2 separate regions of the Homo sapiens genome follow, and region 1 is linked to region 2. A link is a loop called in an ENCODE intact Hi-C map of the cell type or tissue named here. Cell type or tissue: heart right ventricle. All regions are shown on one strand. Each heading gives the region's core, and the rest is flanking DNA. Links, peaks and the distances in the headings are about the cores only.

Region 1 (5,381 bases), core at 204-5,203, 370 kb after region 2:
AACAAAAAACCTACCACCAAGCCCCAACTCCAACATTAGGGATTACAATTCAACATAAGATTTGGGTGGGGCACAGATCCAAACCATATCATTCCGCCCCAGCTCCTCCAAAATATCATGTTCTCACATTACAAAATACAATCATCCCTTCTCAACAGCCCCCAAAGTCTTAACTCATTCCAGCATTAACTCAAAAGTCCAAAGTCTCATCTGGGACAAGCCAAGTCCCTTCCACCTATAAGCCTATAAAATCAAAAACAAGTTAATTACTTCCAAGATACAATGGGATTATAGGCATTGGGTAAATAGTCCCATTCCAAAAGGGTAAAACCGGCCAAAAGAAAAAGGCTACGGGCCCCATGCACGTGCTAAAACCCAGCAGGGCAGTTATTAAATCTTAAAGCTCCAAAATAATCTCCTTTGACTCCATGTCTCACATCCAGGGCATATTGCAGCAAGGGGTGAGCTCCCAAGGCCTTGGGCAGTGCCACTCCTGTGACTTTGCAGGGCTCAGCCCACGCGGCTGCTGTCAAGGGCTGGCAATGAGTGGCTGCAGCTTTTCCAGGTGCATGGTGCAAGCTGTCAGCGGATCTACCATTCTGGGGTCTGAAAGATGGTGGTCTTTCTCACAGCTCCACTAGGCAGTGCCCCAGTGGGGACTCTGTTGGGGGCTCCAACCCCACATTTCCCCTCTGCACTGCCCTAGTAGAGATTTTTCCATGAGGGCTCTGCCCCTGCAGCAACCTTCTGCCTGAACATCCAGGCTTTTCCATATATCTGAAATCTAGGCTGAGGCTCCCAAGCCTCAATTCTTGGCTTTCAGCACCTGCAGGCTTAACAGCATGTGGAATCTTCCAAGGGTTTGGGCTGGCACCGTCTGAAGGCCTGAGCTATATCTGGGCCCCTTTCAGCCATGGCTGGAGCTGGAGTAACTAGGATGCAGGCAGCAGTGTCCTGAGGCTGGCAGGGCCCTGGCCCAGGAAACTGTTCTTCCCTCCTAGGTCTCTGGGCCTATGATAGAAGGAGCTGCCTTAAAGGTCGCTGAGATGCCTTGGAGCCCTTTTTCCCATTGTCTTGGCTATCAGCACTTGGCTCCTCTTTACTTATGCAAATTCATGCAGTCTGCTTGAATTACTCCCCTATAAATGGGTTTTTCTTTTCTACCACATGGTCAGACTGAAAATTTTCCAACTCTTCTGCTCTGTTTCCCTTTTAAATGTAAGTTCCAATTTTACATCATTTCTTTGTTCATGAATATGAGCACTGGCTGCTAGAGGCCAGGTCACATCTTGAACACTTTGCTGCTTAGAAGTTTCTTCCACCAGATACCCTAAATCACCTCTCTCAAGTTCAAAGTTCCACAGATCCATAGACCAGGGGTACAATGCCACCAGTCTCTTTACTAAAGCATAGCAAGAGTGGCCTTTACTCCAGTTCCCAATAAGTTCCTCATCTGCGGTCATTCTGAGCCCTCCTCAGCCTGAACTTCACTGTCTATACCACTATCAGCATTTTGGTCACAACCATTCAACAAGTCTCTAGGAGGTTTCAAACTTTCGTTCCTCTTCCTGTCTTCCTCTGAGTCCTCCAAACTGTCCCAACCTCTGCCCATTACCCCATTCCAAAGTTGCTTCCTTCTACAATTTCAGGTATCTTTATAGCAATGCCCCACTCCCAGTACCAATTTTCTGTATTAGTCCATTCTCACATTGCTATAAAGAAATACCCGGAACTGGGTAATTTTTTTTTTTTTTTTTTTGAGATGGAGTTTTGCTCTGTCACCCAGGCTGGAGTGCAGTGGTGCAATCTCGGCTCACTTCATCCTCTGCCTCCCAGGTTTAAGCAATTCTCTGCCTCAGCCTCCCAAGTAGCTGGGATTTCAGGCGCCCACCTCCACAACAGGCTAAGTTTTTTTTTTTTTGTATTTTTAGTAGAGACGGGGTTTCACCATCTTGCCCAGGCTGATCTTGAACTCCTGACCTCGTGATCCATCCACCTCGGCCTCCCAAAGTGCTGGGATTACAGGCGTGAGCCACAGTGCCCAGCCGGAACTGGGTAATTTATAAAGAAAAGAGGTTTAATTGGCTGACGGTTCTGTAGGTTGTACATGAAGCATGGCTGGGGAGGCCTCAGGAAATTTACAATCATGGCAAAAGGTAAAGGAGAAGTAGGCACATCTTCACATGGCCAGAGCCGGAGGAAGACAGAGAGGGGGGAGATACTGCACACTTTTAAACAACCAGATCTTGTGAGAATTCTATCACAATAACAGCTCTGGGGGATGGTGCTAAACCATTAGAAACCACCCCCATGATCCAATCACTTCCCACCAGGCCCCAGATCCAACACTGGGGATTACAGCTGAACATGAGATTTGGGTGGGGCACAGATCTAAATCATACCACCCCACCATTACACAATATACCCATGTAACCTGCACATGTATATCTTGAATCTAAAATAAAATAAAGTTAAACAAAAAAAAAGATTCTGCCCTCAAATGCTGGCTCCTTTGTGAAACCTTCCCTCACACTGTATTGTTTTGAGAGAGGGAAAAAAAGCTCCTTCAATCTTCCTATATTTTGCATTTCCACACTCAGAAGTACATGACTTCACTTTGCAATATCACTCTCTCTATATATTGCTTTTCACAATTTGCCTGCTTCTCAAAGTCCCAACTCCACAAAACTTATCAAAAGCAAGTTTGAGAGGAGGAGCTGTCTTTTCTTCTTTGTATCACCTAATTCAGTATCCCGCACATAGTGGGTATGCAATATTTGTTGAATGAATTTAACTATTTGCCTTTTTACTTAAACGTATTATAATTCATCAGAATAAAATCTAAAATACATAACAATTATCAAGTCAAACATATGATCAATGATTCATAAAGACACATCTGAAAAATCAAATTATTTGCGAATTATTGGCTGTTTTTGCAATCCACTCTCTTTTGAGCCACAGGTAATTTTTATTCCTTTGCCACATGGTCTGTAAACATTATTTTCAGAGAGGTAAGACAACCAAACATCATGCCATTTCCTAATCAGCATTAGACAATAGGTTTCTCCTTAGACAAGCAGTGATCATAAGTCAGCAAAATAAGCAGCAAGGGCAGGGAAAAAGGTAGAGTAGCCAACTATGTCTTTCACTGAAATTAGTATTAGAATATCTTATATTTTGGAGAGCAGAAAATAAGGATTTTTTTAAACTTAAAGGTGGGGGGTTAAAGGTATGACGTGAGTTACAATCAAGACTGGAAGAACCAGACTAAAGGAGGCAAGAACTCATAGTCAAAGATACTAAAGTTCAAGCAAAGGCGGTGGCAGACCCAGACCAGAGAGCAATCCCAGAGAGAGAGATGGTTATTCAGGTTGGAGCACTTAGAATATGAGGAATGAGGAAAGCCCTAAGTTTCTTCTCTAAAAAAGAACAGAAGGCTAAGCCAAGACTCTAGCAAGGTGGGGTAGAGTCTAAAAGAAGTCTTGTAGCAGAAACACAGAAGACAGTGGAATCTAGCCAAAGAAAGATAGTACAGGAAGTTCAGCATCTACTATTATCTGAATGTTCTCTCCAAAATTCAGGTTGAAATTTTTTTTATAAATTACTCAGTCTGTGGTATTTTGTTATAGCAGCACAAAGATACAACTGTAGGAGCAACATTTTCAGAAGGTGAGAGGAAATGGAATCCAGGGTGTAAGTACACAGATTAGATTTATCTGGGAATAGAGACATTTAATGTATTTCAATATGAGAAAAAGTAGCAGAATAGGTACAAATGTAGATAAGCTAGTGAATTTTGAGGTAGAAAGAAGAACTTGCCTTGTGATGGCTTTCATTTTCTCAGTAAAGACAAGGTCTAAAAGAATGAGGTAGGGGAGAGAGGAAAGGAGAGTTTAAATTAGAGGCTTCAGAAAGGAGGAAAATGTTTGAAATATTGATTTTCAAGAATAGACATAGTAAAGAATTGTGGGAGTGTTAGCAGTATTTAATGTGCATTTGCGACTGAGATTGTTTCTTTAAAATGAGACTAATCAGGGCCAGGTGCATTGGCTCGTGCCTGTAATCTCAACACTTTGGGAGGCCAAGGGATGAGGATTGCTTGAGCCCAGGAGTTCAAGACCAGCCTGGGCAACATAGAAGACCCTGTCCCTACAAAAAATTTTAAAAACTTAGTAGGGGATGCAGTGGTGCATACCTGTGGTCCCAGCTATTCAGGAGGCTGAGATGGGAGGACTGCTTGAGCCCAGGAGGTCAAGCCTACATTGAGCTAGGATCATGCCACTGCACTCCAGCCTGGGTGACAGGGCAAGACCTTGTCTCGAAAAAAAATTGAAAATAAAAATAAAGATAAATGAGACTAATCAGCAAAGTTGTCTCCATTTTCCTCCGTCCGTGTTTACCTATAAGGTATAAAAACAGTTGGCCAAGTTGAATTTAACCAGTGTTGGGTTTTGGCAGGTGAGTAAAACAGAAGATTACAGGGGCCAGAAAATAAATGGGCATTTGCAGTACACTAACTACAATAATGGACCACTCAGTCTAAAGCGGGAAAGGAGAAAAAGAGGACGTGAATGCTTCACAAATGCATGTCTTAAACCCTAAGTGGTCTGTAAACTCAAAAGCAAAAGCCATGAGTTCTATGCTACGTATATATACCTCACCAAAGAGCAATATAGTTAGTAAAAGCCTTTGCTGACTGATTAAATGAGTCTTCTCCATATTCCAGAACTCCAAATGATACAAACTCATCAGATTTAATTTTTTTAAGTAGCTTTCTAAAGATATGGAAAGAAAAATAAATCTATGGTTGAAATGTTTGCGTTCTGAAGAGCAGGTGAATGGGTTCCCATGATACTTCCATATAAACAAAGATTAACTGCAGGACACTAATCAAAAGAGACCACAGCAGTAGAAATTAAACTTAACAACAATTAATTAACTTCATATGGGAAAATAAAACCTAATTACTACAGTGCATCCCCTCCCAGAACAACTTCCCCTACCTCACAGAATGAAAACCACTGCATTTCCAGGCAGTTTCTCAGCAAATACTAACTATGTCAAGAGAACTGGAACTTTGATACTACTGCTAACTACAGCCTATCTTATTAAAGAATTTAAAATAATTCTAGAAAATATGTGACCACCTTTTATGATACTTAATTTATTTAAATTACTTAAAGTCACTCATTTTTGCTACTTTATTCTTTCCCTATTTAGATAATGTCAAGAAAATCCTAGAAAAGACAAAACATACCTTTAATAGGTTAGGTTCAAATAAAACTTATCATGGTTCAAATAAAACTTATCACAATATTTTATACGTATAGATTTTCAACTATATATTTTCAACTATTCTTTTCCCCATGGCCAAAATA
Region 2 (5,381 bases), core at 293-5,292:
TGTCATCACACCCCGCTAATTTTCGTGTTTTTAGTAGAGATGAGGTTTCACAATGTTGGCCAGGCTGGTCTCAAACTCCTGACCACACGCGATCCACCTGCCTCGGCCTCCCAAAGTGCTGGGATTACAAGCATGAGCCACCACGCCAGGACAAAAGATCTTTTAATAATAAAACGAGAATAGGAGAATAGGGTCTTTCTTATAAGGGAAATCTGGAAAACCTACAGAATAATACTTTTAAAAGTGAGTTCACCCACTGGATTTTATGTAGGCTTAGAAAATTAAAATTTTATTATATAATGCAATAATTTGGCAGTAACTTTGTACTCATGTCATGCCATTATTATCATTAAATACATATCATTAAATTCAAGATGATTTATTCTGTTAAACACAAGATTCTTATTATAAAGCACTCATTAATCACTTCTTCCACATATGATAGAAACTGCTACCTTCATCAATTTTATTCCTTTTATCCTGCAGTGAATAACTTTTGTATTGTATTTTGCTAAAAAGACTTAGGTAGAGTTAGGTCCGTAGTTCAAAGCCAATCTGTGCCAAAGGGTTATTGATAGTGGATTTTAAAATACTTTGCTACTCCACTGACTGGAGTGGACTTTGCTAATTTACTCAATTTTTGCATTTTAGTATTTTTTTATCTGCACATAGGAATCACATATAGAAGGAATCTTAAATATCACATTGTCTTATCCTTTTGCTCTGTAGATGGGGAAACAAGCTTGGGGATCATCATTCTGAGGAATGTTTCAAATTAAAATTTCTAGGAGAACACCATGTAAGATAAAATGTATAACAAATATATTCATAGATGGCCTAGATTAGATTAATTTTATTCTCTTTAAAAGAGAAATGAGCATTCTCACTATTCTGAACTCACATATAGTGAAATTTTTACTAATATACATTTTATTAGTGTCCTTTAATAGTCTATTTAATGTGCCTTTTATATGGCCAATTATTTCTTAAAGATTTGCAGTCCATTGGATATGCTGACATGTAAGACATTCACTGTCAATATTTTATTTCCTTAATCCCACAATCTCAATAAAAATTTCGGTCTAAATATGAGTGGAAATGGGGAGTTAATTAAAGCAAATAATTGTGAAAGATTCGTAATGTATTTTTCTCGTATACACTATGGATAGAAATGAAGTGCATTTGCCTTAGCTTTCTACATTCTTTCCATAAAGCAAGGGTTCTTCAATCTTCATGGAGTCCCCAAATAACATGTGAATGTGAAGTATTGTGCTAGGTACTGCACGGGATGCCAAAGATGAACAAGGCATGAGTTCTGGGGGAATATACTATCTCTCACAGGAGAAATAAGTAAGTAGCGTACTCAAGTATTAAAGTGAGAACTTAAGTGCTATATGGCAGTTACAATAAAGAGGAAATTTAAAGTAAGGATAGATCATACCAAGTAGGATAAATCAGGAAATGAAGGCTAAACTTTGGAAGTGAGAAATTATTCTGGAAATTCGTGGAACTGCTTAGCGGAATAGGGTTTTCTAAGGAAGGGTACTGACTAAGCAAATGAAACGAAAAAAGGGAATGACTATGTTTCCGCAACTTCAAGAGATCCAGCTTCCCTGCAGGGCAAAGGAGTAACAGGAGAGAAAAAAAGCAATGAATCCGTGCATCCGCTAAACTCTTTTACCATATATTTTACTCTGACAAAACAACTATCACGTATTGGCCTTTTGTTTGTTTGTTTTTTTGAGACACGGTCTCCCTCTTTCGCCCAGGTTGGAGGGCAGTGGCGCAATCACCGTTTTCTGCAGCCTCTACCTCCTCGGCTTAAGCTACCTTCCCGCCTCGACCTTCCAAAGTGCTGGGACTACAGGCGTGAGCCACCATGCTCAGGCTTATTGGCACTTTTCTGTGCACTTTTAAATGTAATCCTCTAAATCACTCTTCTCCACCTTTCCTGTGCATAGGAATCACCTGTGGTTCCCGTTAAATTGGAGATCTTGATTCATTAGGTCTGGGGCGGGGCCTGAGCTTCTGCATTTCCATTGAGCTCACAGCTGAAGCCTACCCTGGACCACACCTTCCAATGGAAAAGGCTCCAGTGTGATTTCTAGCCACTAGTATTATCTGCGAACTTGGGAGAAATAAAATGCAAGTTCTCGGCCCCCGCAAGGGCTCTACTGAATCCGAAACACTGTGGGGAGGCCCACCACTCTGCAGTGTTTTAACAAGCAAGTGGTTAAAGTTTGAGAGCCACCCGTAAGTCACGGGTTTCCTAACATGATTGGACACTGGAATCACCTGCGGATTTTTTTTTTTTTTTTTTTTTTGAGACGGAGTCTCGCTCTGTTGCCCAGGCTGGAGTGCAGTGGCGGGATCTCGGCTCACTGCAAGCTCCGCCTCCTGGGTTCACGCCATTCTCCTGCCTCAGCCTCCCAAGTAGCTGGGACTACAGGCGCCCGCCACTACGCCCGGCTAATTTTTTGTATTTTTAGTAGAGACGGGGTTTCACCGTTTTAGCCAGGATGGTCTCGATCTCCTGACCTCGTGATCCGCCCGCCTCGGCCTCCCAAAGTGCTGGGATTACAGGCGTGAGCCACCGCGCCCGGCCTGCGGATTTTAACTAATACTACTGATGCCGCATCTCACCCCCCCTCCCGAGATTCTCAGGTACGGGGCGTGGCCTTGGCGGCGGCCTTATAAAAGCTCTCCCAGGTGATTCCAACCTGTAGTAACACTTGAGAACTGCGTGAGGTGGGGACTTCAACTTTAACTGGACTTATTTTCCTCCTATGTAAAAGGTGGACAATATGCAAGTGGTCCTGACTTTGCTTCCAGATTTTGGCAACTCCAGAGCCCTAGTTCGGTCTGGAGAGCCAGCTTCCCGCCCCGTGTCCTAAGGCCTCTGTCCGAGAACCCAAAGTCCTGGGAATGGACCCGCGGGAGCGGACCCGCGGGAGCATCTGTGACGCCGCTCAGCAACCCGGCGCCGCCCCGGCGGCTCCGACGTGGCCCAGTGTCCGGCTGGCGTGGGCTCTCCAGGCCGCACCCACTAAACCGCGCCGGAGCGGGACACGCATGCGCCGGTCTGGACCCGGCACCCAGTAACGGACTCGAGCTCCTCCCACCGGAAGTGGGCAGCCGCGCAGCGGGAAGAGCCGGCCGAAGCGTGGCGGCCACAGACTGTGGGTACCGGGTCCGAGGGACTCGCGCTTTTCTCTCCGTGCCATGGCGCCAGCGAAAGCCACGAACGTGGTGCGGCTGCTACTAGGCTCCACAGCGCTGTGGCTTTCGCAGCTCGGCTCCGGGACGGTCGCCGCGTCCAAGTCGGTGACTGCCCACTTGGCCGCGAAGTGGCCCGAGACCCCGCTGCTGCTGGAGGCAAGGTGGGTGCGGGCCGGGCCCTCGTCCGGGCGGGTGTGGGCGCGCTGCCACCCTCAGCCGCGCTTTCTTCGTGCTCGCAGCGGGTGTCTGGCTCCCACCCGGGTTCTCCAGACGCCCCCGCTCTGGCCCTGAGCATCACCACCTCCTTCCTTCCCGACCCGGGGCGGCTTCTCGGTTCCCGTGCAGCACTCACTTGCAGTTCCTTTCCCCCTCAGTCTTACTTTACCTACGATTTTTAAAGCTTCCCTGCCCTGCTTTAATACGTTGGGATGTATTAGCATTTACGCGTGGCACTTAACGCAAGAGCTTCTACTGGGGTAGGCAGTTCTGTTCAGACAGTGCTTAAAGTACCTAGTTTCGTAATGATGACATCATACCATCAGCTCCTAGGCTTACTATGGGGAGGGCAGCTTCCTGCAAGGTAATATTTTTCCTGTATCTCTTCCAACGGAATTAGTTCATGACCTGTCATTTACTCTGCAGAACAAAACTTGTAGCTATTGCATTTTGCCCTTTAGTATTCTAGTTGAGTAAAATTAGAAAGTTCTTTCTCTTAGCAAAAATGAAGTTTTACACCAATGACTTAATGGCTGTTCACCACAGCAACAGTGTGTGTCCCTAAAAAGAGACTCCATGACTCCACATAAGTTCATGTATTTGATGCTAAAAGTTCTTTTTTTTTTTCATTTCTATAGTTTATTGGGGAACAGGTGGTGTTTGGTTACATGAGTAAGTTCTTTAGTGGTGATTTCTGAGATTTTGGTACACCCATCACCCCATCAGTATATACACTGCACCCAATTTGTAGTCTTTTATCCCTCACTCCCTTCTCAACCTTTCCCCCGAGTCCCCGAAGTCCATTGTGTCAATCTTATGCCTTTGCATCCTCATAGCTTAGTTCCCACATATCAGTGAGAACATACTATATTTGGTTTTCCATTTCTGACTTACTTCACTTAGAATAATAGTCTCTAATCTCATCCAGGTTGCTGTGAATGCCATTAATTGATTCCTTTTTATGGCTGAGTAGTGTTCCATCATATATATGCCACAGTTTATCCACTCGTTGATTGATGGGTATTTGGATTGGTTCCACATTTTTGCACTTGTGAATTGTGCTGCTATAAACATACTTGTGCAACTATCTTTTTCATGACTTCTTTTCCTCTGGGTAGATACCTAGTAGTGGGATTGCTGGATCAAATGGTAGATCTACTCTTAGTACTTTGAGGACTCCCCACACTGTTTTCCATAGTGGTTATACTAGTTTACATTCCCACCAGCAGTGTAGAAGTGTTCCCTGTTCGCTGCATCCACGCCAACATCTATTATTTATTTTTATTTTTTTATTATGGCCATTCTTGCAGGAGTAAGGTGGTATCGCATTGTGGTTTTGATTTGTGTTTCCCTGATCATTAGTATGTTGAGCATTTTTTCATGTTAGCCATTTATATATCTTTTGAGAATTGTCTATTCATGTCCTTAGCCCACTTTTTGATGGGACTGTTTTTTTTTTCCTGCTGATTTGAGTTCCTTGTAGATTCTGGATATTAATCCTTTTTCAGATGTATAGATTGTGAAGATTTTCTCCCGTTTTGTGGGTTGTCTGTTTACTCTGCTGACTATTCCTTTTGCCGTGCAAAAGCTGTTTAGTTTAATTAAGTCCCAGCTATTTTTTTTATTATTATACTTTAAGTTCTAGGGTACATGTGCACAACGTGCAGGTACATAGATATACATGTGCCATGTTGGTGTGCTGCACCCATTAACTCATCATTTACATTAGGTGTATCTCCTAATGCTATCCCCCGCTCCCCCAACCCCACAACAGGCCCTGGTGTGTGATGTTCCCCATTGTGTGTCCAAGTATTCTCATTGTTCAGTTCCCACCTATGAGTGAGAACATGAGGTGTTTGGTTTTCTATCCTTGTGATAGTTTGCTGAGAATGATGGTTTCCAGCTGCATGCATGTCCCTACAAAGGACATGAACTCATCCTTTTTT

What was found. A loop is a pair of places that touch in the nucleus more often than their neighbours do. Peaks named below come from ENCODE experiments on the same cell type or tissue, not always from the same donor. Only the 100,000 strongest peaks of a DNase experiment are listed, where the experiment ranks them.
Region 1: it touches region 2 in a loop (13-fold over the local background); 4 of 110 quality-filtered maps call a loop at or near these places.

Annotation. Positions count from the first base shown.
Region 1 is chr13:95,680,311-95,685,691 of GRCh38, reverse strand. The region is part of intron 1 of DNAJC3 (DnaJ heat shock protein family (Hsp40) member C3); the gene reads right to left. Among named protein-coding and RNA genes, the nearest start is that of DNAJC3, 5.9 kb to the right of the region's middle. In heart right ventricle, for the core only: no CTCF peak of the experiment used is centred there; no DNase peak of the experiment used is centred there; H3K27ac peaks cover 4 bases.
Region 2 is chr13:96,051,154-96,056,534 of GRCh38, reverse strand. UGGT2 (UDP-glucose glycoprotein glucosyltransferase 2) reads left to right here and starts at 3,134. Exons shown (of 39, transcript NM_020121.4): 1 at 3,134-3,380. The coding sequence starts at 3,223. RefSeq lists an enhancer at 2,873-3,372. In heart right ventricle, for the core only: a CTCF peak has its summit at 3,124; a DNase peak (open chromatin) is centred at 3,004; H3K4me3 peaks cover 2,092 bases; H3K27ac peaks cover 1,214 bases.